3 separate regions of the Homo sapiens genome follow, and all the other regions are linked to region 3. A link is a loop called in an ENCODE intact Hi-C map of the cell type or tissue named here. Cell type or tissue: gastrocnemius medialis. All regions are shown on one strand. Links, peaks and the distances in the headings refer to the core of each region. The heading gives the core; the rest is flanking DNA. Region 1 overlaps SMARCB1 (SWI/SNF related BAF chromatin remodeling complex subunit B1). Region 2 has its middle 5.5 kb from the start of RGL4. Region 3 overlaps ZNF70 (zinc finger protein 70).

Region 1 (8,428 bases), core at 429-8,428, 87 kb before region 3:
CTCTCTGTCTCTGAGATGGAGGAAGGGGCCACTGGCTGTGGAGGTGGTCCTTGACAGGACAGCACGGGCTGGACCATGCTGATGCCACAGTGCCAGTCAGGAGGTGGAACCTATAGGGGCAGGAGGACTGTCTGCTCCACTCAGTGTCCAGAGCCAGGGCCCACTGATCAGGGAAAGGGGATGGATGGCGAATGGGAGCAAAGGAGTCTCCCAGAAGTCCCCAGCCCCCCACTACTGAGGGCCACTGCACAGCCTGTTCCTGCATGTTCCACACACTTGCCCCTCAGCCCACCTCCTGGCCGAACAAAACCCCCGAGAGGCTGGTCTGTGCTTAGGATCAGACAGCTGTCTGGCAGGGAGCTGGACAGAAGCCGTATCCCCGGACCACACTCTGCCCTGGGTCTCACAAGGACCACCCAAATCTGCCCCGAGGTACCTTCCTCTTGCCAAAAGGACACAGCAGAGGAAGGGGGCAGCAAGGGCAGAGGCTAAACAGGCATGGGGTGGGCACAGGAGTGCTGGGGAGGTGGGAGGGTGGCTGGCTGCCGCCTCTCTGGGCTTTGATTTGCAAGTCTGTGACAGGACACTAAGGAGACCACAGCTGTGGATGCCACAGGGCCCGTGTGCCTCCCACATGCAGTGGTCCCGTCACCCCCACCTCTGAGAGCAGCTTTGGGTGCTGACAGTGTTTCCCAGTTGAGTGACACCAGACCCCTGGCTTGGCAGAAGGCCTCAGCCTGAGGTCCTAACCATGACTCTCCCACTTCCCCTCCCCTCTCTGTGGTCCTTTCCTTTCTCCTCCACTTGGGCACCTCCACTTGGCTCTCCCTAGGCTCAGTCCCCTGGGAGAAGGACACCCTGCCAGCCTGCGGCCCTGAAAAACACCATGAGCTCTGGGAGAAGCAAGGGCAGGCCGGACTCGGGGGAGGCGCCAGGTGGACACTGATAGAGAGGACAGGTCCCTGCAAACCTCATCTGGAATATGGAAACATTTATTGCTGTGAAGGGCTTTGGAAGGATGACTGTTATTAAAGCAGCCAAAACATCTCCACTGAGGGAGCTTCCTAGGGGCCAGGGACCTTCTCACAGCCTCCCTGTAGTGGGTGGCTCAAGGTTGTGGGACCAGCCTGCTTGCAGAGCGAGTCCCGGCTCTGCACATCCACACCAGTGAGCACACACCCAGCTCCAGTAGCCGTGAGCCCGTTCCAGGTTGGGCTCAGTGCTGCTCTCCTCAGCCTGGGGTCTCAGGGACTGTGGGCACAGCGCAGGGCACTGGCTGCAGCTGGCTCTCCCTGCAGCAGGCCTGACCCCTCACAGCTGAAGCTCAGCCCACCAGGTCCATGCTCATGAGTCGCAGAAGCTCAAGCTCGTACTGGTGACGCAGAGGCAGGGCCAGAGGCAATGTCGGCACCCCCACCCTCTGGGGCTGACCCATCCTCAGCAGCTCCTGACAGCTGGTCCCTGGCCAGCACCGGGTGGTTTAGCAGTCTAGGGACCACCCTAGCCTCAGACCCCAAACATCATTCCTCACCGTGAGGGCTCCCAGCAGCCTTCCTTGGAGGGCAGACGTGAAAGGTACCAAGCCCACAACGAGGGGAGCAAAACATGTTTTCCTCTTAAACAAGAGCTGGCGAGTGGGTCCCAGAGGGTCCTTTGTTTACCTCCCCTTGATGCTGGGAATATTCCACTCCAGTGGGTTTGTTCTAAAGTAAGAAATGCTCGCACCAACCATGTAAGAACGGGCCTAGAGCCAGCACTAGCCTGCCTTGGGTTTTGGGGGCATGTGGGCATGGAGATGCTGTCCTGAGTTCCAAAGAGTGCTGGGGACCCTGGGAGCCACCCTGCTCCCCATTCCTTCCAGGGAATTCTGGTTCACGGGCTTCGAAGCCGCCAGGGACCCCAGACCTTCCTACCACCCAAAGTGTCCAGGTGGGGACAAAGATACCCAGGCAGGGGATGCTCACGTCTGAGGGACAGAGGGAGCCAGGACTGATGCCGGTCGAGTATCTTGAGGTTTACTTTCAATGTGATCTCACTTTCATGACCTCATGTGATGCAACACACAAGTATTATCCCCAAGTTACAAATGACAAAATACAGACTTCAAGGGAAAATGACCTGTCCACAGCCACTCGACCAGGAAGGGGAGATGCCAAAACTTGGTGTCACCCTTATGTTTGCAATTCACACCTCCGAGGCCGCCAGGAGCCTCAAATGATTTTTAGAAGGGTGCCAAGTCCACTCAATGGAGGAAGAGCAGTTTTCAACATGGTGCTGGGGCAACATGACTCTGGATTGACAATGGATTCTTAGATATGAAACCAAAAGCACTAGCAACAAACTAAAACAATATATAAATTACAGGCCTGGTGCAGTGGCTCACACCTGTAATCCCAGCACTTTGGGAGGCCGAGGCGGGCGGATTATGAGGTCAAGAGATGGAGACCATCCTGGCCAACATGGTGAAACCCCGTCTCTACTAAAAACAAAAAATTAGCTGGGTGTGGTGGCAGGTGCCTGTAGTCCCAGCTACTTGGGAGGCTGAGGTAGGAGAATCACTTGAACTCAGGAGGCGGAGGATGCAGTGAGCCAAGATCACAGCACTACACTCCAGCCTGGTGACACAGCGAGACTGTCTCAAAAAAAAAAAAAAAAAAAAAAAAAAAAAAAAAGATAAATTGGACTACATCAAAATGAAAACTTTTGTGCTTCAAAGAACACTATCAAGAAAGTGAAAAGGCAATCCTCCAAATGAGAGAAAATATCTTCAAATCATGTATCTATCTGATGAGGGACTTCTATGTAGAATATATAAAGAACAATTACAACTCAACAATAAAATAAAACCCAATTAAGAAACTAGCAAAGCACTTTCTCCAAAGAAGATACACAAACAGCCAGAAATACATGCAAAGATGCTCAATATCATCAGTCATTAGAAAAATGCAAATCAAAACCACAATTACTTCACACCTCCTCAGACGGCTACGATCAAAAAGAGAACAGCAAATGCCAGCAGGATCCAGAGAAACGGGAATCGCACGCTTCTGGTGGGAATGCAAAATGGTGCAGCCACTTTGGAAAACAGTCTAGAAATTCTTCAAAATGCTAACCACTGAGTTGTCACGTGACCCAGCAATTCTACTCCTGGGTATATATCCAAGAAAATTGAAAACAGATGTTCACACAAAAACTCATACACAAATGTTCTCAGCAGCAGTACTCACAATAGCTGAAAAATGGAAACAACCCAAAAGTCAATCTGCTGATGAATGAATAAAATGTGGTATATCCATGCAATGAGATAATATTCAATCATAAAAAAGAATGAAGTCCTGATAAAAGATGCTACAACATGGATAATCCTTGAAAACATTATGCTAACAAGCCAGTCATAAAAGACCACATATTAGATGGTTCCATTTCTATGAAGTACCCGGAATAGGCAAATCTACAGATAGAAAGTGGATGAGTGGACACCTAGGGCTGAGAGACAGCGGGGAGGAACGGGACTGCCTGCAGTGGGGTGATGAAAAAGTCCTAAAATTGACAGTGGTGATAGTTACACAGCTCTCTGCATATATCAAAAACCGCTGCACTATATACTCTAAATGTGTGAATTGTATGGTTTATGAATTATATCACAATAAAGCTGTTAAAAAAACAAACAAAACCTGACATCAGGCCAGGGCTGGCGGGCAGAGCTTCGGAAGGAACCTGAGGCTTACGCTCAACCAGCCCAACGTGTACCTGACATACCCCAGCCTAATTCCTGATGCTGTGCCATCAGAGGGACACTGCCTCTCTGTCCCTCATGCAGGCCCAGCTACCAAGCTCCCTGACCCTTAGTCTCTTTTCATCCCCACCCTGTACGTGTAGGACTGCTGGTGTGCAGAGCCCCCTGGGGCAGATACCCTGCCTGATCCACAGGGCCCACCTTCCTTCTCAAGCACCTGCCTGTCCCTGGTCTCCTCTCGGTCCTTCCTGCTGCAGTCCCCCATCAGCACCTGCCCTGGCCATCCTCACCCCAGGTTCTATGCCCCCAACTGCCCTTCCTCATGCCCACAGCCTCCGGTGCTTTCTGTGGCCATGGCACACTGATAGTCATGCACATGAATCTGTTTCCTCTGCCAGACAGGGCACTGTCTCCTCCCGTCCCTGGCCAGGAACACAGGGCTGGCCCAGGGGAGGTGCCAGTAACTTTGCAGGATCAGCTCTCCTCAGAGGCTCTGCCTAGCCCAGCCTCCTTCCCCTTGAGCCCTGTCTCCCTCCTTTCGCTGGCCCTTCATCCCACTCCACTGGCTCTGGGACGCCTGTGTCACTCTGGTCCCAGTCTGTCCTCTAGGAGCCTAGGGCTTCTGACCAGTTTGTCACATGCCCCTGTTTCCCCTTCATGCTTGTCTCCTGTCTGTCCCACTGCCAAAGGGAACAGGCTGTTCTCTGCCCTGGTTCCCCTGAGGTGTGGGCATAGTGGCCTTGCACACACATGTCCTGTGGCCAGCAGCTTGCCCCACTGTACCATGGATCCAATCAATGTCCCCACTGCCGAGGAGGGTATGGAAGTCAGGCACTGAGCTCTGGCTGGGAGAGATGGAGGGACTGGCTCTTGGGGAATCAGCGAGTGCTTCCATTATGGAGTGACCTAGGTCCAGAGCTGAAAACCCTTTTTTTTGAGATGGAGTCTAGCTCTGTCGGGCTGGAGCACAATGGTGCAATCTCAGCTCACTGCAATCTCCGCCTCACGGGTTCAAGCAATTCTCCTGCCTCAGCCTCCCGAGTAGCTGGGATTACGGGTGCCCACCACCACACCTGGCTAATTTTTCTACTTCTAGTAGAGACGGGGTTTTGCCATGTTGGCCTGTCTCTAACTCCTGACCTCAGGTGATCCGCCCACCTCGGCCTCCCAAAGTGCTGGGATTACAGGCGTGAGCCACCATGCCTAGCCTGAAAACCCTTCTTAAGAAGTCATGTGGCCGAGCGCGGTGGCTCACGCCTGTAATCCCAGCACTTTGGGAGGCCGAGATGGGTGGATCACAAGGTCAGGAGATCCAGACCATCCTAGCTAATACGGTGAAACCCCGTCTCTACTAAAAACACAAAAATTAGCTGGGCGTGGTGGCGGGCACCTGTAGTCCCATCTACTCAGGAGCCTGAGGCAGGAGAATGGCGTGAACCCAGGAGGCAGAGCTTGCAGTGAGCCGAGATCACGCCACTGCACTCCAGCCTGGGCGACAGAGCGAGACCCCATCTCAAAACAAAACAAAAAGTCATGTGACACAGCAGTTGCCAAGCTTTCTGTGTGGCAGAGACCAGGCCAGGACTCCTGGTCTAGCTCTCTGTGGGCTGACTGGCCCCTGGACCTGGGGACTCAGTGGCCCAGCCTCCTTTCCCCAGGCAGGGCCAGGCAGGACTGACACTGGTCTCCCTGGGGACAGAGTTAAACGAAGTCCCTCCTAAGATCCCATGGGGTGGGGTGGTACAGTGGGGGGAACGCGAGTTGGAGTCAGGGATGACAGCCCAACCCTAAGGCCCTGTCCTATCCTTGCAGCTGTCTTCCAGTGTGGGGACTGGGAAGACACACGCAGCCCTCCTGATGCTAAAAGCCCACTCAGGACACTTCCCAGTTCCCCAGGCAGGCCGCCTCTCCATCTGGCTGCTGTGATAGGGACGTGTGCTCACCTTGGTCCCAGCGGGATGGCCTTTGCCTTTAACCCCAAAGATTTGAAACCTGCATTCTCAGCATAAGAGAGAGCAGGGGGCAGGGGGTCTGTGATGCCCCCAGGCCCTGCAACTGGAATGCACTAAGTGGTCGATGAGATAAAGAAGGGGCCCGCCTCTGCCTCTAAATCCTGACCTGCCACCACCAGGGACTCCCCAGGGGGTCTGCTCTGGAGCCACTCTGCAAACTGCAGAGGGCCCGGAACTTGGAAAGGAATTTAGGCTCAGGTCACCTTCGGGTCAGAGCAGGAGGGATGGTGCCATGGTGGCTGAAAGAAGGGATGTTGCAAGGACCTGTCAAGAGGCCCCGGGGACTTCAGTTCCTGACCCTGGACTGTGGGCACTGGCAGCGGCTGCAGGACTAGGTGAAGGTCAACACCGTAGGGGCTGGATGCTGGGGGCAGCCAGCCTACCACCTGCACCTGTGAGCCCAAGACGAGGGTTCTGACTGGATCAGCCTCTGCGGGAGGAGGTGCTCAGTGTTGATGCGCGCAACATGACTGCCTCCCGGGGCCTCAGAGTCAACTCTGGTGGAGGGAGGCCACCCTTGACTGGCTCTCCGGCCATAGGGCTTGGCTCTGTGCAGGGTGAATGCACGCTACAGCTGCACTCCCAGGCAACACCCCGAGGGAACAGGGAGGCATCAGACACCAGCCCCCCAGCCTCCTCTCTGGGCTGCCCTGTCTGTGAAGCAGAACCATGTGACTGGCAGGGCTGCTGGGGGGCAGGTCACAGGATCTCAGCACCATGGCGCTCAGGCAGGGACTCAGCTGTTTCCCAGGCCCGGGCCCTTGAGCCCCGTGGGTGGCTCTCATTCCTTCTTCCTTGCTCAGATTTATGGGAAGTCATAGAAAGCTGTCTCTTGGGATGTCTGGGAAAACAAGTTAGACACAAACCTAACGAGCTCCATTAATTGTCATGGCTTTGCAAAACAGACCTTCCTATTTGCTCCTCATGTAGCATTTTAAGCTGTCATCCCTGAGTGATGACTGCAGATGTGGATGATGATAGTCTGATGAGCAGACTAAATCTGAACATCCTGTTTTGATGTAGGGATGCTTGCTGCACCCCCACCCCATCCCAACACAGAGGACAGGGTGAGGAACCACGGGGCTTCCCAGTCCTAGAGTCCTGCTGAGCCGGGAGAGTTCAACCTCGCTATTTTTTTTTTTTTTTTTGGAGACAGGGTCTCGCTCTGTCACCCAGGCTGGAGTGCAGTGGTGTGATCTTGGCTCACTGCAGCCTCCACCTCTTGAGCTCAGGCGATCCTCCCACCTCAGCTTCCTGAGTAGCTGAAACTACAGGCATGTACCAACATGCCCGGCTCATTTTTTCTATTTTTTTTTTTTTGTAGAGGTGGGGTCTCACCATGTTTTTCCCAGGCTGGTCTTGAACTACTGGGTTCTGGTGATCCACCTCAGCTCCGCGAAGTGCTAGGACTGCAGGTGTGAGCCATCGCACTGGGCCTTGACCTCACTTTTAACTCTGAGTCCCACCTCCTGCCAGGAACAGGAGGGCCTCTCCCGGGTCCATCCCCATCCCTACCACAGAGGACACTGGACTGGAATATTCTGTTCACACTTCCACCATCTCAGCCAGCCCAAATGCTACAGGCAGGGATCAAGGTGACCTGTCTCTATCTTCCAGGGCAGCCAGGATGGGGTCCAGCCCAGCATGGTACTCATCAAATGCTCTCTGACTGACCAAAGGCAGAGATACTAGAGTAAGAAGGAGCTGCTAGGGACCCCTGACTCTCAAAAGCTGGGCGGGCCTTTGTGTTTAAGACATAATTCAAGTTCAACAGATGAAGAACCCTGGGCAGGGGTCACCCTGACCAAAATAACAGTCTGGGCAAGAGCAGAGAGAGAGGGTGTGGGGCAGGACAACTGAATGGTGGATGGTGGGGGCAGGCCAGGGCTCCGTGGAGGCAAGGACTTGAGGTTCACCCTGACAGAACTCCAAGTCTTTGCCAGCTATTGTGTTAGGTGCTTCTAACCCTACCTGGCACAGCGGAGCCCTGGAGAGATACATAGGGCAGGAGGAGGACGGAGCAAACACACAGACCCCAGCCAGATTGTGCTGCGAAGCGTGAGAAAGCCTCAAAGGTATCACCGCTCACACAGAGAAGTCTTTCTCAAAACAGTTTTGCAGGGAGATGAGGGAGGGAGAGACTCATGCATGATCCTACCTGAAGGCGTAGGTCTTCTGATGCCAGCTCAGCTGTCCCCGGATGCTGTATGCGATGGTGGTGACAAACTCCCCGCCCAACCCCAGCTCCGAGCACAGCTTCAGGGCAAACTTCTCTGGTGAGTTCTCCTTCTCTGACATGTCCCACTCAAACTGGTCCACCAGGGAAATGTTTCCCACATGGATGTTCAGCTGAGGCAACAACCAAAGGACACAAGTTAGAGCTTTTGCAGCCCAGGGAGGCCGCGAGGAGCGGGGCCCTGCCAGGCCTGGGGTGGGCCCTGCCCACCAGGGTCCACCAGCTGAGAACTGCAGGTGGTCCTTGTCCTTCCAGTTCCCCATCCCCAAAACAAGGCTGACCCCACAACCCTGTCTGCCATGAGGGGCTCTGGCTCAGGGCCCAGCACAGTCACCCTCGGGAGGCCCTGAAGTGACCCCGGGGGCACCTGAGTCCCACCTTACCTTCATCCCATCTCCCCTGTGCCCTGTGCTGGTGGGGACCTTCCTTTCTGCCCTTCGCTCC
Region 2 (10,097 bases), core at 877-8,876, 56 kb after region 3:
GCCTTCAAGGCATCGTCCCGGTGTTTGTCAGCTGTGGGGCAACAGCACCCTCTGTGTCAGCAACCTGCATGAAGAGCATCATCCCTGCAAGTCCTCAAGGCCTGGGGAGGCCTCATCCCCTCCTCATTTCAGCAACAGCACACAGGACAATACGCTCTAGAAGAACTCTTTGACTTAAAGGTATATGATTGTTTTTGTTCCTTTAACATGAACGTGAGTCTGGAGAAACAGCTACGGCCATCCCAGCCCTGGCCAAGGGGAAAATGCCGGAAGACTCCAGGGTGGGAGGAAGCGCGTCCCAAGGCCCAGGATCTGCGAGGCGACTTGGGGAAAACGCAGGCAGGTATTGAACCCGTGAAAGGTTACGCAAATGTATGTTTGAAAGTGGAAATGAAACAAGGATTTTCTCTGCCACACAGACAGCAGGTTGGCGAAAAGTTAAAAGCGTGTTAGTATTCAGGGGAGGCTGCGTTCAGAGAAGCAGCTACCTTCAGAGGCTGCTGGTGACCGTGTGACCAGCTGGAGCCCTTTTGGAAAGTCAACTAGCTAGAGCTGTTGAAAGTTGATATCTGCATATCCTTTCACCCAGATATCCCTTTCCTGGGTGTCTGTCTGCTGCAGGGGATTTGTTTATTTTATGGGTTGAATTGTGTCCCCTTCCCCAAATGTAACTGTTTCTATTCTCAACCCCAGAGACTCAGAATGTGACTGTGTCTGGACACAGAGTACTCCAAGAGGTAATTCAGGTGAAGTGAGTTCATTAGGGTGGCCCCTAATTTAACATGCCTGGGGTTCTTACAAGGAGAGGGGGTCAGCGCACAGAGAAGTTCAAGAGAAGACCCTGTGCTGACTGAGATAGAAGTCCGCCATCTCCAAGGCAAGGAGAGAGGCCCAGAGAAACCACCCCAGGCTGACAGTTTGACGTTGGACTTCCAGTCTCCAGAATTGTGAGGAACCAGATTTCTGTGGTTAAGCCCTTCAGTCAGGGTGCCGTGTTATGGCAGCCCTGGCAAACTGCTCCAGCCTATTAGGACACGCATAGGATTATGCTCCTTGTAGAAAGGCTGCCTCGAAAGGGAATTTTATCATGACAGGCTCCACCAGCACTGAGAGGCTGACCCGCTGTGGAAAATGGCCTCCCTTAAGGAATGTTACAATGACATGCGAGGGTACAACTCCTGCCTGATGGGGCTGCAGGGATGAGTTCTGTGAGATGACACTTTAAAGACTAATGCATAGAGTCGCTTCACCTTCTTTTGTTGTAATCAATGCACCCCCCCCACCCCCACCCCTTGTTTGTGCAAAAGTGTTGGATTTTAAGTCCTGGAGGAGGTCTGGCAGGGCAGCGGAGCTGCCTGCCTGTTGCCGGAGATCCACTTAGGGTGGGGAGTTAAAATGATAACAGTGTGAGTATTTTGCTGCAATGTTACCATTGTACTCAATTCTTAAAGCAACATGCCGAGATACTCCTGGCATAGCCTAAAGTGAAAACAGAAGGATTTTCTCTGGTCTTCCTCTGATAGGTGAAAGGGACTTTGCCTGTAACCAAGTTGCCACTGGGGACTAATGGCAGCCAGATTCCTTTGGGAGAGGACAGTGGGTCACTCAAGTGGGAACGCCCTAGGATGGAGCTTAGGGAGTCCCCATATTCGTGTCTGAGTCCTGGGCCCACCTTGGTTTTCACAAGTCCTGTCTGTGGAGACCCTTCTGTGCCCAATCTCACCGCAGACCGGCACTGGACGTGGTTGGTGGTGTGGTGCACGTGCCCTTTGAAGAATATGGAGAAATTGAATCCATCCAACAGCTCTTGTTTGGTCTGTTGTGTGGAGCTCTGCAAAGAGAGTGCCCGAGAGCCGGGCCAAGAGGTGTCAGTGGCCTGTCTGGCTGACCCCACAGTGGGACACCCCCATTAGAACTCATCCCTGGCACCCCCTTCCCCAACAGGATTTGGCACATAGGAGCATCTGCATAGACCTCCAGCCAGAGAAGCCTGAGGTCTCCGGCAGATGACAGCTTGAGGACTTGGGATTCAGATCTGAGCAGACAAACTGTGTCCTTGACACTCACCTTCCCATCCTGCCAGGCACTGCCTGGGCTGTGAACCTGACATACCTACCAGGCTCCAAACACCTGACAACCTACCTGCTCCTATCCAGGGAGGGCCCCTCATCTCCTGTTTCCCCCAAACAAGTGGGGAGGGGCCTGAGGCTGCCCTGATGGGCACAGCTGAGGCCTAGCCTGGATGGGCCTGCCCTGGGCCCTGTGTTACCTGTGGGTGCCTTCTGGCAAAGGGCCAGAGGCGTCGAGGGTGAGGGTTGAACCAATGTCTATATTCTCGGGAAAGACTCTCATTTTGGCCTCTTGTGCGACGAGGAGGTCGGCAGCATGTCGGGATACAGCAGGAGAACATGTTGTTCTCTCGAGCATCGCCTACGAAGTGAGCTGGAAATGGGGCTGTCTCTAGAATGTGGGTGCCTAGTTACCAGAATTGTAAGTTCTGTTGGGGGTCTGTCGGCAAGGAAGTGAGGTCACATCTTGTAGGTTCCATCCTGTAAGCTCCTCCTTTCCATAAGTCCTACTCAAAGGCCCCTCTGGGCTTCTGACCGCTCACCCTCCCCCGTCAACTCCTTACGTAGTCACCATTATGAAAAAGTGTGCCCCTTCAGCACCTTGGGAAGACCTGGATATAACCAGGGTCCCAGGTTTGAGGAGACAGTGCTGGGTCAAACAGCCTTTATTTTAGCAGTTGTGAGACCCTAGAGAACTCCTTTGGTGTTTTGGGGTCTCCCCAGCATGCACAATGGGGGTTATGCTAGCATCTCTTTCCTAGGGAACTCATGAGGTTATGTTTGAGATAAATATTTAAAAACTCATGGTGTGGTGTTCCCTGTGGATATTGCACACACTTAGAAATGGAACAAATACAAGAAGGGGTGAGAGGTAACGTCTAATGCAACTCCAGTGGGCCTGGGGTCCACAGTGTGATCTCGGGAAAAGACACTTTTGCTCTGGGCCTCATCTTTCATGCTGCACCAGTAGAGGTTGAGATTAAATGAAATTCAGACATCCTCCTCCTATGACATTGCACCTTCCAGTGCCTTCCCATTTTATTTAGACCCAGACCCTGTGCCTCATCTCAGCCTAGGGTGGGCAGCGTCCACAGAGACAGCACTGAGGGGTTAGTGACTCCCTTCTGAATGATGGAATATGACACAGATGATGGAATAGCACTTCTGGGCTAGTTCAGGCTGTTACAGCAAAGAAAGAGCTGTAACGGCCTGGGGAGCTCATCAAAAACAGAACTGTATTTCTCCCTGTTCTGGAGGCTGGAAGTTGGATATCAGAGTAGCAGCGTGGTCGGGCTTAGTGGTGACACTGCCGCCCCATTCATTGAGCTTTTATAGGTGCTGTCCTTTCCTTGGAGGACGCCTCAACTTTAGGAGCATGGGTAGACCTCCATTCAAAGCCCAGCTCCCCCTTGTAGCTTGGTGATCGTGAGGAAGTCATAGAACATCCCTGTGCCTGTTTTCTCCTCTGAGAAATGGCGTTAGTGAGAATTGTTTCCCTTTTTAATCACAGAAAATAAAGCATGCGAAGAAGTTAACTTGGTGCCATTGGGCAGAGGGTGAGAGCCCAGCAAACCGGAGAGATCAGCTGCCCACATCAGTGGCGAGGAGTGCGGAGAGTGGGTGAGGCTGGGGCAGGAAGCAGGCCAGCCTGCCAGAGCCCAGGAACAGGTGAAAGGCAAGAGTGAGCTCCTCACCCTGAATTCTCAGGGTTCACAGGCATGCAGGGGCTGTGGGGAGTACAATCATCAGGGCTGCTCTCGTTCCCCTGGTTCCCTCCATATCTGACGTGGTCCCAGGGCCCCTCTCCCTGTGTTTCCTCTCTGCCCTACTTTCTTTCTGGCTGCCCTCCCAGGACTCATTTTTGGCCCTGGTAAGGTGGAGTCTTGAGGTAACTATAGGCCTATTAATAACTCCTCTGATGTTCAACCTGCCATTTGTTGAGACCTCTGAGCTTAGTCAGAAATCTGCTCCTGCTGGGACCTGAGAGAGGGCTGGAGGGAGCTGACAGTGCAATGGCAGTTTTCCCTGGGGCAGCCACTCCAGGGTCTATTGGCAGGTATCTGCCGAACTGGAGCTTTCTTTTGGGTGTCTGGTGTTCTGAGGTGTGATTTTCCCTCTGAAGATAGGCTGAGCCCCAGGTGGGTGCCTTAGCCTCAGAAATGGGTCCCCCTGAGCTGGGAGCTGTGCTCTACCCTCAGTGTCCTAGGACACCTCACACCTGGCCCTGCCCATTCTGGCTTCCGAAGCCCACAGAGAGGGTCTGTAGAAATTGCTAGATACAAAAGGACTACAAATAAGTCATAGGAAGTGTATTTACATAACGCAGTGGTTTTCAGCCATTACTATATGTTTACTTCAGCAAAGGCAAAATTTAAGAATGTTAATACCCTGTGTCACCCTGCAGAGATTTGGATTTATTTGATGGGGCAGGAGACAGGCATCTTTGGTTTTGTTTTGTTTTGTTTGTTTCTTTTTTGAAAGCGGGACTTTGCAGTGTTGCCCAGGCCATAGTGCAGTGGCATGATCATGGGCACTGCACCCTTGATCTCCCAGGCTCAAGGAATCCTCCCTTCTCTGCCTCTCAAGTAGCTGGGACTATGGGCATGCACCACCATGCCATGCTAATTTTTGTGTTTTTTGTAGAGGTGGGGTCTCACTGTTCCACCCAGGCTGGTCTTAAAAGTCCTAGCCTCAAGCTGTCCTCCTGCCTCAGCCTCCCACAATGCTGAGTTGACAGATGTGAGCCACCATGTCTGGCCTGTTCCTTTGAAGAGCTCCCTTAGTGTTTCTAATGGGCATCCAAGCAAAGAAGATTTTGCTGGCAGAAGGCTCGTGGAACCCTACTGAGGCCGCATCTTCTTCACAGCCAGCAGATCATTCCCTGAAGTATCTGCTTAGCAGTGCACAGGCTATTTATATCCTGGGCTTTGGGTAGCTGTTGGGTTTGGGGACTGGCTGGCGCATGAGTATTGGCTCTGGGATCTGTCACAGCCTGGTCTTGTGGGACACCCAGTCTAGGATCCTCCTTCCCAGACCACCATTGTTCCTCTCACTGCCCCTATGGCAGGAGACCAAAGCCATGACCCCATGGTCAAAGGCATCCATGTGCAGGACTGAAGTTGAGTGACTCATGTGGGGAGGGGCGGGGCACAGCTGCTTGCTGGAAGGGTGTTGGGAAGTATTGGTCCATCAGCTGTCATGTCCACCTTTTCCTGCTGAATCCCAGCGATCCTCAGTGGTCTGAGAAGGGTGTGACACCTGGGTTCTTGGCTGGCTGAGCTGGTGCTTTTGCAGCCTCTTTGGGGCTCTTGTATGTGAGGTCTCACCTGAGTTGCTTCAGGAAACCTTTGACCCTCAGGCTACCTCCTGCTTAAGAGCAGAGCCTTTGTGTGGAGATCTGGCTGGCCTCTCTAGCATCCAGCCTGTCCTGTCCTGTTATGTCTCGGTTTGAGGTTGTGCTGAGGGGTCTCTTCCCATAGAGGAGGCAAGGCCAGTCGTGTGGGTCAGAGTGAAGCATGGCGATCCCAGCTGGCTGTGCCCGGCCTTTGACTGGAGGAGTCTGAGAATGACCAAGTCTGGGGAGCTGCCCTTCCTGGGAAACAGCATGTCTCCTCCCCTATTGTGGAGTTTCTGGATGTGATCCAGAGTGTGCTGGGCCTCTGTAGCATGTGCTGGGTGTAGCTGTGTGATTCAGGGTGGGAGGTGCAGGGGATCATCTGCTCTGAGCCAGATAAGGCCTGGACAGGACTGGCGGGCAGCCCTCGAAGCCAGGTTTGATGGGAGAGTAGGCACGGGTAGGGAGGGGACAGGGTCACCGGGGCTGTGTGTCACCTGTTCTTGCTGCTTTGTCTGCCCTGGGAGTGAGAACAGAGGTGGGCTGCTGTGGACCCACTTTGGCTTCCTGCAAGCAGGTGTTCATGTGGGGAGCAAGGCGGTTGGGTGGGGGACAAAGCTGGTCTCTGAGGTGTTGAGTGGTTCTTTGTCTGTCATTGTCCTTTTTCTCTCTGCCTTCCCCAACAGCTCTGCTGTAGCAGCCCATTGACCAAGTAGGTCACTCAGAGCATCCTGGTCCTACACATAAGCGTTAAGGCCCCTGAAGGGCCAGAGAAGGCTTAGGAGTTTCTCAAGAGTGAGCCCAGGGTGGGAGGGGGCCAGAGTCACTGAGAACAGCCCATTTGAAAAGTCAGGCAGAGGGATCCTGAGCCCTGAATATGCCTGCCTGGCCTGCGGTAACCATGCCAGCAGGGTCAGGGCATTTGGCCAATTGCTGTCTTGGTCGAGGCAGGAACATCTTGCTTCCCCAGCCCCTGTCTTTTTGTCTCCAGTATCCTTGGAGCAGCTGCAGGGTGGGTAGTGGGGTGTCTCTCCCAGCTGCTTGAAGAGATGAGCCTCCACCCGGCTGCCTCTGCCAGGGGAAACGAGTAATGACTGCAGCAGGGAGAAAAGCGAGCCCAGCCCCTTTTAGAATCAACCCTGCTGCTCCGATTCTAATTTTCAGTTCAGATTTTGCAGGCACGAGTGTGGGTCCCTGAGTACCTGCCCTTTGAATTCTTTTGGTGAGGACTGAGCATTCCCCCAGGAGCTTCTCATCGAACCCCAAAAACACGGCCCCCAATTCACCACCTCATCCCTTCCCAGGACCTGCTGAAGCTCACACCCGTGGACCACCCAGACTGCCTGCCGCTACAGGATGCCCTCCGCATCTCCCAGGACTTCTTTCCGGCATCAGTGTGGACATTGACCCCACTGGACTGCAGTCACAGTGGACTCCCAAGGGGCAGGTGAGCTCATGGCACAGCAAGGCCTCACGCTCAGGTTGAGGAGCCCAGAGTGGACCAGATCCCCAGTCCCTTCTCTGATGGCACAGGCATCTCTCTGTGCCCCTTGTCTCTGCAACCCTGATTCCCCATTCCCAGCCAAGGAGAGGTCTTCGATCCCTGGTCATGCTGATTTGATTCCCTGTGGCATTGTGGGCCCTAGGCTGAGAGCTTTAAGCCCAGTCTCTCAATAATCCTAAGAATCCAGTGAGCCAGAAGAGGGCACAGGACCAGAGAGTCTCTCCAGGTACGCCACACAGTCTTTGAGCTGTGTCAGAGCTGGATTGTTTACCTGGGGCTGGCTGTTTGGAGGCCCCAGGCATTGTCCCCCACACCAGGGAAGTTGGCCTGTGGGTAACTCGTTCTTGAATGCAGACACCTGCCTATGCCATCAGGGTGACCCAGGAGGGTGAGGGAGCAGGACATCTCAGCCACTTTAGATTGACTTGCATGAGCAAGAGCCAGGAAGGGAGCCCCACAGAGGGAAAGGCTGGTATTAGAGGTGGCCAAGGCCATCCAGGTTGCTGGAACATTCCACATGGGCTCCTGGATGTCAAACAGCAGTTTCCCTGGGGGCCCTTCTTGGTGGAAGGGTGGGGGTTAGTCCAGTGAGGAGAAACAACACTCAGCATGAGAGGCACAATTAACCCCTGTGGGTCGGCAGCCTGGCCCAGATCAAAGGCTTCCTGACCGATAGAGGTTGTTATGTGGCCCTGAGGAGTGAAGACTGCCTGGGTTCATGCTGCTTTGTTACATTTGTGAGTGAGGGGCAGGTCTGGAGAGTGTCTGATGGCGCATAAGGAGCTGTTTCTGTGCAGTTGTTGGTTCTGGTTTGCAAAACCATGGGATATCACTAGTTTGGTTTACTCTGGGGATATCTGAAAAATCTCTGGAAGACTTAGAGTAGCATCAGTTGTAGGTCATCTTAACTGTACGGTTTCAATGCACGCACCTACATCTCGCAGTGTACACAGGTCACACGGTGTGTCATAGAGACAGGAAAGACTGGGACAGATGGTTGCAGCCCCATGGAAGCCCCCCTGACTCTGAGGGTGGCTGAGGGGAAACTCTGGAAATCCTCATGGAGTAGAAACCATCCAGAGCCCAGGTGAGAGGTGGCTGCAGGTCCCCCCAGGACACTTCTGCAGCCCCAACCGAAGGCAGCCCGGGGTCTCCCATCCCCTGGGTATATTTGTTAAAAATGTGTCCATCATATATGAATTTGGGTTTGGTATTTGGTTCCCTCGTTGTGTCTTGTTCTGTATTTTTGTGTTAATGTCAATACCGTATTGTTTGGACCACTATAGCTCTTCTATGTCATTTGTAATCAGGGAGCATAATACATCCATGTACTTTGTATTTCCCAGTGATGAGATTGCTAGATGACATAGTAATTGTATTTTTAGTTTGAGGAGGAACTGCCAACTATTGCTCATAGTGTGTACGCCCATTTACATTCCCACCAGTAGTGTCTAAGAGTTTCCCTCTCTGTAAATTTACACTTGTGATTGCGTTTTAAAAATTCTGTTTTTGCTTTTGGCAACATTCATTTTATGTGGATGGGGACGCTGTCTTAGTGTGATTTGATTTAAATTTTTGTGATGATTAGTGATGTGGGCAAGCTTTTTTTTTTTACCTGTTCATTTCCTGCCTTCTTTTCAGAAATGTCTATCAGTTCTTTGCCCAAGTTTTGTTGGATTAGTTGGTTTTGTGTATTTTCCTACCTTATGTTAGTTTCTGGTATATGTCAGATGAACACCTTCAGCTCCATGATTCCTTATACTTACCGCCTCACAGCATCCTGTGCTCATTCTGTCTCTTCCGCTCAATGACCACTGCCTGTGTCCCATTCTTCTCCCTCCCCAGGGCAGGGCCCAGACCTCCTGCCTCCCATGGAAGCCTGGCCCAATGCGGGGCCAGCCACATGGCACAGTGTCCAGGGCCTTTCTGAGTGGTGGACAGGCCAGTTGGCATGGAAAATGGTGTCTGGGGTTTCTGAGTTGACTGTTGAATGCAGACTCAACCCACTCACAACCAGTCACCACCACTGCCACCCAAGCAAGCCACCTGGGAGCCTGGAAATTGCTCTGCCCACCTCTTGCCATGGGCACAGACACATACCATAGGGAGGACTGCCAACAGACCCAGCCCACCTGCCCCTGGTCCCCAAGGATGACATTCAGGGGCCTGGGGATCACCCCAGCCCACCAACCACAACCTGTGTCCATGCAGGCTCCCACAGGGCCTAAGGACAGGCTGACCCCTCCCAGAGAACCCCCACCCCACAAGTACCCAAGTACTTCACCCAGGGACCTGGGTATAGACCTGCCCTGCCTTCCACTTCTGGCATGTGCTTGCACCAGCAGGGGGCCTAACAACAGGCCAGACCACCTGATGCCAGCATCAGGTCCCATGCCATCGTGGGACCTGGGGATCACCCTGCTCTACCCATGAGCACCATCAGGGGCCCCGGGGCAGGTTCATCCCACCTGGCATATGTATGCATGAACTAGAAATGTGTTTGCCTGCTGGGCATGGTGGCTCACGCCTGTGATCACAGCACTTTGGGAGGCCAAGGCGGGTGGATCACCTGAGGTCAGGAGTTTGAGACCAGCCTGGCCAACATGGTGAAACCCTGTCTCTACTAAAAATACAAAAATTAGCCAGGCGTGCTGGCATGTGCCTCTAGTCCCAGCTACTCTGGAGGCTGATGCAGGAGAATCGCTTGAACTCAGGAGGCGGAGGTTGCAGTGGGCCAAGATTGCGCCACTGCTCTTCAGCCTGGGGGATAATCCGATTGAGACTCCATCTCAACAGCAAAAAAAAAAGTGAGAAAGAAAAATGTGTTTGCCGCTGTGATACTTTCAACAACTCAGAGACATGGGGAAGCAGTTGATACGTCATAAAAAAAAGCCCGTGGCAGATCCAGCTGAGAGATGTGATGGCAGTTCTGCTGCTATGAAAGCAGTCTTTCTTTGACATTAAGGTTTGTCACAGCTCTTGAAAATTTGGCAGTGAGGTTGAAGGTCTCTCAGAAATTCCACGGATCCTTGTATTGCGTATGCATGAATAAAGTTAGAAAACTTTTTTTATCTTTCTCTAGAAATGAATATGAACTTGGGTTAACTTTCTGAGTCAGTTCCCTTGGAAACCTGGAAAAGGTGGAATGTCATCTGTGTTGGGTTACCAGACTACAAATAAAAATGGCCCA
Region 3 (10,097 bases), core at 850-8,849:
AGTCTGAGAATGGTCCTTACCTGTTAGGACCAGACAACAGCAGTGCAAATTAGTCATTGAGCTGGAAAATTAGAAGTGTTGGGGGGACCAGCCTGGGCAATACAGTGTGACCTCATCTCTACAAAAAGAAAGAATTAAAAAAATTAGCAGAGTGTGGTGGCATACACTTGCAGTCCCAGGAGGCTGAGGTGGGAGGATCACTTGAGCCTGGGAGGCAGAGGTTGCAGTGAGCCAAGATCACACCACTATACTCCAGCCTGGGCAACGGGCAAGAGCCTATCTCAAATAAAAAAGAAGAGGTGTATGGGGCAGACAGACAGGAGATGGATTGGAAGGGCCAGGTGTGAAGGAGTTGGGCTGTCACAAGATCCTAAGAAGGGAACCACCAGGCCAGGCATGGTGGCTCACGCCTGTAATCCCAGCACTTTGGGAGGCCAAGGCAGGCAGATCACTTGAGATCAGAAGTTTGAGACCAGCCTGGCCAACATGGTGAATCCCGGTCTCTACTAAAAATACAAAAATTAGCCAAGAATGGTGGTGGGCGCTTGTAATCCCAGCTACTCGGGAGGCCAAGGCAGGAGAATCACTTGAAGTTGGAAGGCAGAGGTTGCAGTGATCCAAGATCGTGCCACTGCACTCCAGCCTGGGTGAAAGAGTGAAACTCCATCTCAAAAAAAAAAAAAAAAAAAAAAAGGGAACCACCATAATCAGGCTTATGTTTTGGATATTTGACTCCATTGTTAGTGTAGGGCATGCACCAGAGGGAGAGGAGGAAGCCGGAGGTCAGCAGCTAGTTTGGAGGCCAGCCCTGAAAAGATCCCAGGAGGTAGCTCTGAAGCCTGAGCTGCAGAGTGGCAGTGAGGACTGAGAGACAGAGACGCTGCCCATGCAGCCTCAGGAAGTAGATAAGAGGGGACCGGTCGGGTGAGAATAAGAGCGGTTATGCTGACTCCCAGGTTGGGGCACCTGGCTGGAGGGAGTGCGACTGGAGGGTAGAGGGAAGAGCTCTCTTTCTCTTTCCCAGCAAAACCTGCCCCCAATGTCACCCAGTAGCTGGAGTCTTGCTCCTTTTCTGCAATGGCCCCACTTCCTGGTTGTTGTTGCTGTTGTTGTTGTTGTTGTTTGAGATAGAGTCTCGCTTTGTTGCCCACGTTGGAGTGCAGTGGGCTGATCTCCGCTCACTGCAATCTCTGCCTCCCAGGTTCAAGCGAGTCTCCTGCCTCAGCCTCCCTAGTAGCTGGGATTACAGGCACCCACCACCACACCCAGCTAATTGTTTTGTATTTTTAGTGGAGACCGGGTTTCACCATGTGACCAGGCTGGTTTTGAACTCCTGACCTCAAGTGATCTGCCTGCCTCGGCCTCCCAAAGTGCTAGGATTATAGGTGTGAGCCACCGCACCCAGCCCCCACTTCCTGTTTTAGCTCACCTTTCTGAACACCTTCAGCCCGTTGAGTCTAGACACCATGATGTGGCACTTGATTGTGTCTGTCTGTCTGCCTTCAATTGTCTCTGGTAAGCAAAACTTGCCTCTAACTCATTTGGGATCATCTTAAGGGCAAGATTGTGTCTTATGCGTATTTTCTTGTTTCTACCATAGATTCTAGGATATGAAGCAGGCACATATGAGCTGCTTGACTTGCTGACTTGACAGAGTTCCCTGTTTTCTTTTCAGATTGTGAGAACAGTAAGTGTGGCCCAAAGAAGAACATTTTTAAAGAAATACAACCATTGGGGATGATAGCAGATTCACAATGGAGGTTCCCCCAGCAACAAAGTTTGGTGAGACCTTTGCATTTGAGAACAGGTTAGAGTCACAACAAGGGCTTTTCCCAGGGGAGGACCTGGGGGACCCTTTTCTTCAGGAAAGAGGTTTGGAGCAAATGGCTGTGATCTACAAGGAGATCCCTCTTGGTGAGCAGGACGAAGAAAATGATGATTACGAGGGGAATTTCAGTTTGTGCTCAAGCCCTGTTCAGCATCAAAGTATCCCCCCAGGAACCAGACCCCAGGATGATGAGCTCTTCGGACAAACCTTCCTCCAGAAATCCGACCTCAGCATGTGTCAGATAATCCACAGTGAAGAGCCCAGTCCATGCGATTGTGCAGAAACAGACAGAGGGGACTCAGGACCTAACGCACCTCACAGAACCCCACAACCAGCCAAGCCCTATGCGTGTCGAGAGTGTGGGAAGGCCTTCAGCCAGAGCTCGCACCTGCTCCGACACCTGGTGATCCACACTGGGGAGAAGCCCTATGAGTGCTGTGAGTGCGGGAAGGCCTTCAGCCAGAGCTCCCACCTGCTCAGGCACCAGATCATCCACACCGGGGAGAAGCCCTACGAGTGCCGGGAGTGTGGGAAGGCCTTCCGCCAGAGCTCAGCCCTCACGCAACACCAAAAGATCCACACCGGAAAGAGGCCCTACGAGTGCAGGGAATGCGGGAAAGATTTCAGCCGGAGCTCCAGCCTCAGAAAACACGAGAGAATTCATACAGGAGAGAGACCTTATCAGTGTAAGGAATGTGGGAAATCCTTCAACCAGAGCTCAGGCCTGAGCCAGCATCGGAAGATCCACACCCTAAAGAAACCTCACGAGTGCGATCTCTGTGGGAAAGCCTTTTGTCACAGGTCACACCTCATCCGACACCAGCGGATCCACACTGGGAAGAAACCATACAAATGCGATGAGTGCGGGAAGGCCTTCAGCCAGAGCTCCAACCTCATTGAGCACCGCAAGACCCACACTGGCGAGAAGCCCTACAAATGCCAGAAGTGTGGGAAAGCCTTCAGCCAGAGCTCCTCCCTCATTGAGCACCAGCGCATCCACACCGGTGAGAAGCCCTACGAGTGCTGTCAGTGTGGCAAGGCCTTTTGCCACAGCTCTGCGCTGATCCAGCACCAGAGAATCCACACCGGCAAGAAGCCCTACACCTGCGAGTGTGGCAAAGCCTTCCGGCACCGGTCAGCCCTCATTGAGCACTATAAAACCCACACCAGAGAGAAGCCCTACGTGTGCAATCTGTGCGGCAAGTCCTTCCGGGGGAGCTCGCACCTGATTCGCCATCAGAAGATTCATTCTGGGGAGAAGCTATAGAAAGAGGAGCCCACACAAAGCTTGAAAGCCTGTGCCAGATGGAGCCTTTATTCCACGTCGCGTGGTCTCCAAGACCCCACCTACCTCCCTGATGCTGAATGGAAACCTTCCCACCTAAGCGCTCTTGAACATCCCACTAGCAGGAAGGCCCTGTGTGGCCCTGGGCCAAGCACGCCAGCTCTCAGCAGGTTTTCTGCATGGAAGGGAAGGTGGGGTGATAGGGAGGGCAGCCAGAAAAGACAGCTGGCCTTCAGTTTCTCCTTCTTGCATTTGACTCCCAAGCCTACAGGATTTCATTTTGCCCTGTCTTCACATTTCCCAGAATCTAGAAGAATAAATGCCAAGAGGGAGAAAGTTGAATTAAACCCAGGAAAATATCAGAAGAACTCTTTAAAACAGGCTGCAGTCTGGCACTTTTAGAAGACAGAAACCACACTCACAGTCCAAAGCAGTAGAAGAAAAATGAATTCAAAAGTAGATGTGTCAGCAGCAAAGTAGAATTTTCTCACTGCGTTGGGCATTGGTGGGGACAACCAAAACAGGTCTGCAGAGCAAAGGCAGGTCTGGAGGGTGGGTCTTGAGATTGGGGATGAGGGTGGTGAGCCCCTGGGCGTGGCCTCTTAACCCTCTCCTTAGCCCTAGGGCAGTTTCCCTCAGACAGCTCTGTTACAGGAGGATAGAGATTTGATCCTGTTGGCCAGAGGATGTTTGACACCCAGCCGTGACTCAGCCTGGACACCGGACATGACTGCCCTCCAGGAATAACCCCTCCCTGAGACATAGTGTCCCCAAGACCACAGTGTGCCTTGGACATCAGCAGGGCCTGGGTCTGGTCTGTTCTGGCAATGATGCAGCCCTCCTGCCCCAGTGTCAGGGGACCTGGGAAGCTGGGTGGCTTGTTGGAGGAGGCTGTGTTCTAATCAGAAGGTCTGGGTTCAAGTCCTAGTTCCACCCCCTCCTACCTGGGTGAGCTTGAACAAGTCCTGTAACTTCCCCAGGCTCCATTCCCCCATCCAAGAGTTGGGGTAATGGGAACTGGCCACGTGCCTCTAAGGGTTGGTGCCAGGCTGTCATTCAGAACACAGCCACTGTGAAAGTGCTTTGGCAACTGTGAGCAGTCATGGTGACTGAGGACAGAGACCCAGAGTGACCCCTGCCCCACCCCTGTGCATTTCCACGGACTGGAGAGATGTTCCCGTCTGGTTTCTGAGCAGTGGGACCTCTCATTGAACAGGGCTTTCTCTCCCTCCACCCCTTGCAGCCTGGGCTGTGTATGCCTGCGGATGCAGTGTCCCACACAAGGACACTTCCTCTAGGATGCCATCCTGAGCCTCCTGTAGCAGCAGTGTCATTCTGCACTTCCACATTCTGTCTGTCTTCCCCGCCTGCCAACTAGGAGTTCACGTGGGGCTTGTTTAAACAGTACCATTGCTTGTGTCCCACCTGGACCAGTTCAGTCAGCCCCAGTGGTGGCATGTTTTAAAGCTCCCCAGGTGATTATAACTTCCTAGTGTGCAGCCAGGCTGTGGGCCCTGTGCTGGGCTTTTTTTTTTGAGATGGAGTGTTGCCCTGTTGCCAGGCTGGAATGCAGTGGCGTGATCTTGGCTTACTGCAAGCTCTGCCTCCTGGGTTCAAGCGATTCCCCTGCTTCAGCCTCCTGAGTAGCTGGGACTACAGGTGCGTGCCACCATGCCTGGCTAATTTTTTGTATTTTTAGTACAGACGGGGTTTCACCATGTTGGCCAGGATGGTCTCGATCTCTTGACCTCGTGATCTGCCCGCCTTGACCTCCCAAAGTGCCGGGATTACAGGCATGAGCCTCCACACCTGGCCCATGCTGGGTTTTTGTGCATCCCTCGACAGCTTCCAATGTCAGCCTGCTGGCTTTGGCTGAGCAGAGCTTGAAGGCCATTCTGTCTCAGTGCCCTCACTCCCTGCTCCCCGCACCCGGAGCCTCAGGGATGGGCTCAGGCTGATGGTCAGCTGGGCGCTTGGAAAGTGTTTGGCTGGGGCCTTGGGGATCTCTTTAGTCCTGGCTTCCCTTGGGCTCCTCAGAGCTAGTGGGGAAGGAGGCAGTCTAGGCTGTTTTGAAGTTTCCTAAACATTTATGGCTGGGCTAACATGAACTCATCATGGTAACACTGGGTATTTCAGCTGATCAGAAGCTCAGCATGGCCATTATGCCTAGTTTTGATGAATAAACATGGGAAAGCCATAACTGTTACTAAGTGGGTCTTGATAGGCCAGAGATTTCCAAATGACAGATATGATGGGCTGGAGAGGTCATGGTGGGAGTTCCAGCCATGCCTCTGTCCAGCCCCTGTCTTTGCTACGTATGTGAAACATTTAACATTTAACCAGCACTCCATTGTCCACCAGAACCCTCTGTGTAACCAGTTGGACTGACTGGATGGTGCCCTGGGCATTGCCTGCAAGTGGCCTGTCATTTCAGGCCTGTCTCTATCAAGAGTGAAGAGAGAATGCTAGGATGCAGTGGGGACAGCAGGCGGCATCAAGCAGGGGTCCCTGAAAGATCTACCTCCTCTTTACACCTGCCCCTCTTCCCCACCGTTATCATCTGGCAAATGTCTGTTACCTATCTTTGGTTTCTCCCTCCCCATCCTTCCTGCACACCCCAGCCAAATTGATTTTTAAAGCATCATTTTGCACAAGTCACCACTCTCCTTAAAACCAACTTTCAGGAGCTTTCCTGCACGTAAACCCTCGTTTCAGCCAACCTGGTTTACCCACTCTGAGCAAGCCGCATGGAGATCAGGCCGCCCCTGCCCACTCCAGCATCACTCCCAGCTCATAATTCTGTGCTGTTCTTGCATTTTGAAATGTGCACTTTCTCCTCCTCTCCCTCCCTCTCTCTTTCTAATTTTTGTGTAACGTGGAGATGAAGATCCCCCCTCTCTCCCAAGGGTTAACAGATAAACATGGTAAGACCAGGTTCTTTTTTGGAAGTATGACCAGAGCCTCATTCCCTCTGTTCAAATTCTTTCCTTGTTTTATTAGTTTTTTTTTTTTTTTTTTTTTTTTTGAGACAGAGTCTCACTGTCACCCAGGCTGGAGTGCAGTGGTGCGATCTTGGCTTGCTGCAACCTCTGCCTCCCGGGTTCAAGTGATTCTCCTGCCTCAGCCTCCTGAGTAGCTGGGATTACAGGCATGTGCCACCACGCCTGGCTAACTTTTGTATTTTTAGTAGAGATGGGGTTTCACCATGTTGGCCAGGCTGGTCTCGAACTCCTGACCTCCTGATCTGCCTGCCTTGGCCTCCTGAAGTGTTGGGATTACAGGCGTGAGCCATGTGCCCAGCCAGCTTATTAGATTTTTTTTTTTAAACTCTCTCATTCTATTTAGATTCTCAAACAGTGTAAAGTTATAAAAGATCATCCCTGGCAATATTTTAATCAATTATCTTTTAATTTAGTTGTTCTTTGTTTTTGTTGTCCTACCTTTTTTTTTCTTTTTTCTTTTTTCTTTTTTTGAGATGGAGTCTTGCTTTGTCACCCAGGCTGTAGTGCAGTGGGGCGATCTCGGCTTACTGCAAGCTCTACCTCCCAGGTTCAGACCATTCTCCTGCCTCAGCCTCCCAAGTAGCTGGGACTACAGGCACCCGCCACCACGCCCGGCTAATTTTTTGTATTTTTAATAGAGACGGGGTTTCACCGTGTTAGCCAAGATGGTATCTATCTCCTGAGCTCGTGATCCGCCCGCCTCGGCCTCCCAAAGTGCTGGGATTACAGGTGTGAGCCACCGCGCTCGGCATTTTTTTATTTCTTCTTCTCCTTAGAGTGACAGCTTTGTCTGCACTCCGTAAGTTTTGACGTGGTGTTTTTTGTTATAGTATTAAGAATTTCCTTTTGCCCAAATGTTATTATTTAAAAATATTTCTAAGTGGGCCGGGCATGGTGACTCACACCTGTAATCCCAGCACTTTGGAAGGCCGAGGTGGGTGGATCACGAGGTCAGGAGTTTAAGACCAGCCTGGCCAACATGGTGAAAACCCGTCTCTACTAAAAATACAAAAATTAACTGGGCATGGTGGCGGGTGCCTGTAATCCCAGCTACACGGGAGGCTGAGGCAGGAGAATCGCTTGAACCCGGGAGGCGGAGGTTGCAGTGAGCCAAGATTGTGCCACTACCCTTCAGCCTGGGTGACAGGGCAAGACTCCATCTCGGGGAAAACAACAACAACAAAAACAAAAAATAGCCGGGAGCGGTGGCTCAAGCCTGTAATCCCAGCACTTTGGGAGGCCAAGACGGGCAGATCATGAGGTCAGGAGATCGAAACCATCCTGGCTAACACGATGAAACCCTGTCTCTATTAAAAATACAAAAAATTAGCCGTGCGTGGTGGCTACAGGCAGCTGTGCGCCTGTAGTCCCAGCTACTTGGGAGGCTGAGGCAGGAGAATGGTGTGAACCCGGGAGGCAGAGCTTGCAGTGAGCCGAGGTGGTGCCACTGCACTCCAGCCTGGGCAAAAGAGCTAGACTCTGTCTCAAAAAAAATATATATAAAAAAAATTTCTAAGTGATGAATGCTTAGGGTATTGCTGCTTATTTCTTACTGTACTGTGGTGTCAACATTTCTAAGTGTCCATAGGACTTCTTTGGGCCTGAATATATTATCAGTTTTTATAAAAGCATTTGTGTAATCTCAAAATGTGTTTTTATTCTACCAGTTCTATTTGTTAACTCAATTTTTTCATTATTTTATTCAAATCCATATTTTCTCTGACTTTCATTTACTTTAGAGTTCTTAATCTGGGGGTCCATGGCCTGCCTAGGAGTCTTTAGCATGTAGGGGTTTAGGAGTTGCAGACCCCTAGGGATCGAACAAAGCTGGGTATGTGCTTGAAGGAATTTTGCTGGGACAAGGATCTGTAGTATTTACTATATTTTTAAATGCCTCTGTGACACCAAAGCAGTTCAGAACACTCATTTACCTGATCTAATCATAGTTTGATGTTTGTGTGTTATATCTCTATGTATTCCTGTTTCACTTTTAATTTCTGTATGTGTATTGTCGCTATGTTGTGCAGTTTTTCTCAAGTCATTTTTGAGAAATAGGCAGGGTATGAATTATCAATAAATAAGTATCATGTTTGGGGCATATATATTTAATAGTGATATATTGAAAAACTCGGCCAGGCACAGTGGCTCATGCCTGTAATCCTAGCACTTTGGGAGGCCAAGGTGGGCGGATCACTTGAGGTCAGGAGTTTGAAACGAGCTTGGCCATAATAGTGAAACCCCATCTCTACTAAAAATACAAAAAATTAGCTGGGCATGGTGGTTTGTGCCTGTAATCCCAGCTACTTGGGAGGCTGGGGCAGAAGAATCACTTGAACCCGGGAGGTGGAGGTTGCAATGAGCAGAGATTGTGCCACTGCACTCCAGCCTGGGTGACAGAGCAAGACTCCATCTCAAAAAAAAAAAAAAAAAAAGAAAAAGAAAAACTATGCTAAGTACCCTCTTTGCCTCTTTTAATATTTCTAGCTTAAACTTGTCTTTTCCAAATATTATAATTGAAGCCCCCTGCTTTTCTTGAATTTGCCTGGTAGAGTTTAGCTCAGCATTTTGTTTTTTAAATTTGTGTATATATTTTGCTATACATCTACATAAACAACAAATTGTTAGAGTTTGTTTTCTGGTTCTTTCTGTAATTTATTTTTGTACGAGAAGTTCTATCATTAATACTATTGAGCAAGGCATAATTTATTTTCATTTTAATATTTTAATATATATTAACTAATTTAACCTCAAAAAGCCATGCTCACCCCTCACTCCCATCTCTAGGAGTTATTAACCATATGTGGAGTGTCATTTCTGGATAGACTAGAGGTCTGCCATTGGGCCCACCTGTCTCTCTTCTTGTCACATTTGGGTTCAGTGCCAAGATCTGCCCTGAGCCCATTCCTCAAGTTACAGCCTCTGACTTCAGGGTCCTAAGCTATAACATGGGGGAATGATGACACTCACAGCCTTGGGGGCCTCAGTGGTATAAGGAATGCAAACATGCTTAGCAAACTATCAGGTGCAGTTGATTATTACACTATTAGTGTTTTGAAGTATTTCTTTCTTTCTTTTTTTTTTTTTTTGAGATGAAGTCTTGCTCTGTAGCCCAGGCTGGAGTGCAGTGGTGCGATCTCGGCTCACTGCAACCAGGATCAAGCGATTCTCCTGCCTCAGCCTCCAAAGTAGCTGAGATTACAGGCACGCGCCATTGCACCTGGCTAATTTTTTTTTTTTTTTTTTGGGGGACGGAGTCTCACTCTGTTGCCAGGCTAGAGTGCAGTGGCGTGATCTCAGCTCACTGCAACCTCCACCTCCCAGGTTCAAGCGATTCTCTTGCCTCGGCCTCCCAAGTAGCTGGGATAACAGCTGGGATAACAGGCATGCGCCACCATGCCCTGCTAATTTTGTATTTTTAGTAGAGGCATGGTTTCCCCATGTTCGCCAGGCCGGTCTCTATCTCCTGACCTCAGGTGATCCACCAGCCTCAGCCTCCCAAAGTGCTGGGATTACAGACATGAGCCACTGCGCCTGGGCCTCCTATGAGTCTTTAATGCCAAGGATGCTTCCTCAGGATAAAGGCTTATGTCCATTTCAGTGTCGACTGTCAGGGACTCAGCTGCAGACTCTTTTGACTCATCTGCTTTTTATTTGTTTTTAATTTTTTTGCAAGCCTTTATGCTGCTTTCCTGTCTTTCTCCTCTTCCTGAGTTCTCTTCCCCATACCTACAGCGTGGCCTCCGCACATACCAAGCTTGCAAGCTTGCTGTTTGCTGCAAAGAAACCTGGACTGACAATCTCTCTTCTGTCATCTGGGCAGCCAGACTGAGTGTCCCCTTCTACCTGGGTGCCTGTGTGCATGTCCTCTAACCCCTAACCCTTTGCAGCTTCTGTTTTTTTTTTTTTTCTTTTTTTCTTTTGTTTTTTTGGAGACAGAGTTTTGCTCTTGTTGCCCAGGCTGGAGTACAATGGCAAGATCTCG

The links. Peaks named below come from ENCODE experiments on the same cell type or tissue, not always from the same donor. Only the 100,000 strongest peaks of a DNase experiment are listed, where the experiment ranks them.
Region 1: it touches region 3 in a loop (6-fold over the local background); 3 of 110 quality-filtered maps call a loop at or near these places.
Region 2: a loop joins it to region 3, with 6 times the contacts of the local background. A loop is called at or near these places in 9 of 110 quality-filtered maps.

Annotation. Positions count from the first base shown.
Region 1 is chr22:23,824,894-23,833,321 of GRCh38, reverse strand. SMARCB1 (SWI/SNF related BAF chromatin remodeling complex subunit B1) reads right to left here. Exons shown (of 9, transcript NM_003073.5): 7 at 7,907-8,097. Among named protein-coding and RNA genes, the nearest start is that of DERL3, 9.9 kb to the left of the region's middle. RefSeq lists enhancers at 6,082-6,802, 7,571-8,105, 8,106-8,428. In gastrocnemius medialis, for the core only: no CTCF peak of the experiment used is centred there; a DNase peak (open chromatin) is centred at 4,401; H3K27ac peaks cover 6,747 bases.
Region 2 is chr22:23,680,478-23,690,574 of GRCh38, reverse strand. It overlaps the pseudogene GUSBP11. Among named protein-coding and RNA genes, the nearest start is that of RGL4, 5.5 kb to the left of the region's middle. RefSeq lists a silencer at 5,119-5,413. In gastrocnemius medialis, for the core only: no CTCF peak of the experiment used is centred there; DNase peaks (open chromatin) are centred at 3,934, 5,214 and 5,734; H3K27ac peaks cover 6,631 bases.
Region 3 is chr22:23,736,798-23,746,894 of GRCh38, reverse strand. ZNF70 (zinc finger protein 70) reads left to right here. Exons shown (of 2, transcript NM_021916.4): 2 at 1,676-8,213. The coding sequence starts at 1,755. The coding sequence ends at 3,095. Among named protein-coding and RNA genes, the nearest start is that of ZNF70, 9.3 kb to the left of the region's middle. RefSeq lists enhancers at 565-1,065, 1,066-1,566. In gastrocnemius medialis, for the core only: no CTCF peak of the experiment used is centred there; DNase peaks (open chromatin) are centred at 3,294, 3,874 and 4,144; H3K27ac peaks cover 3,666 bases.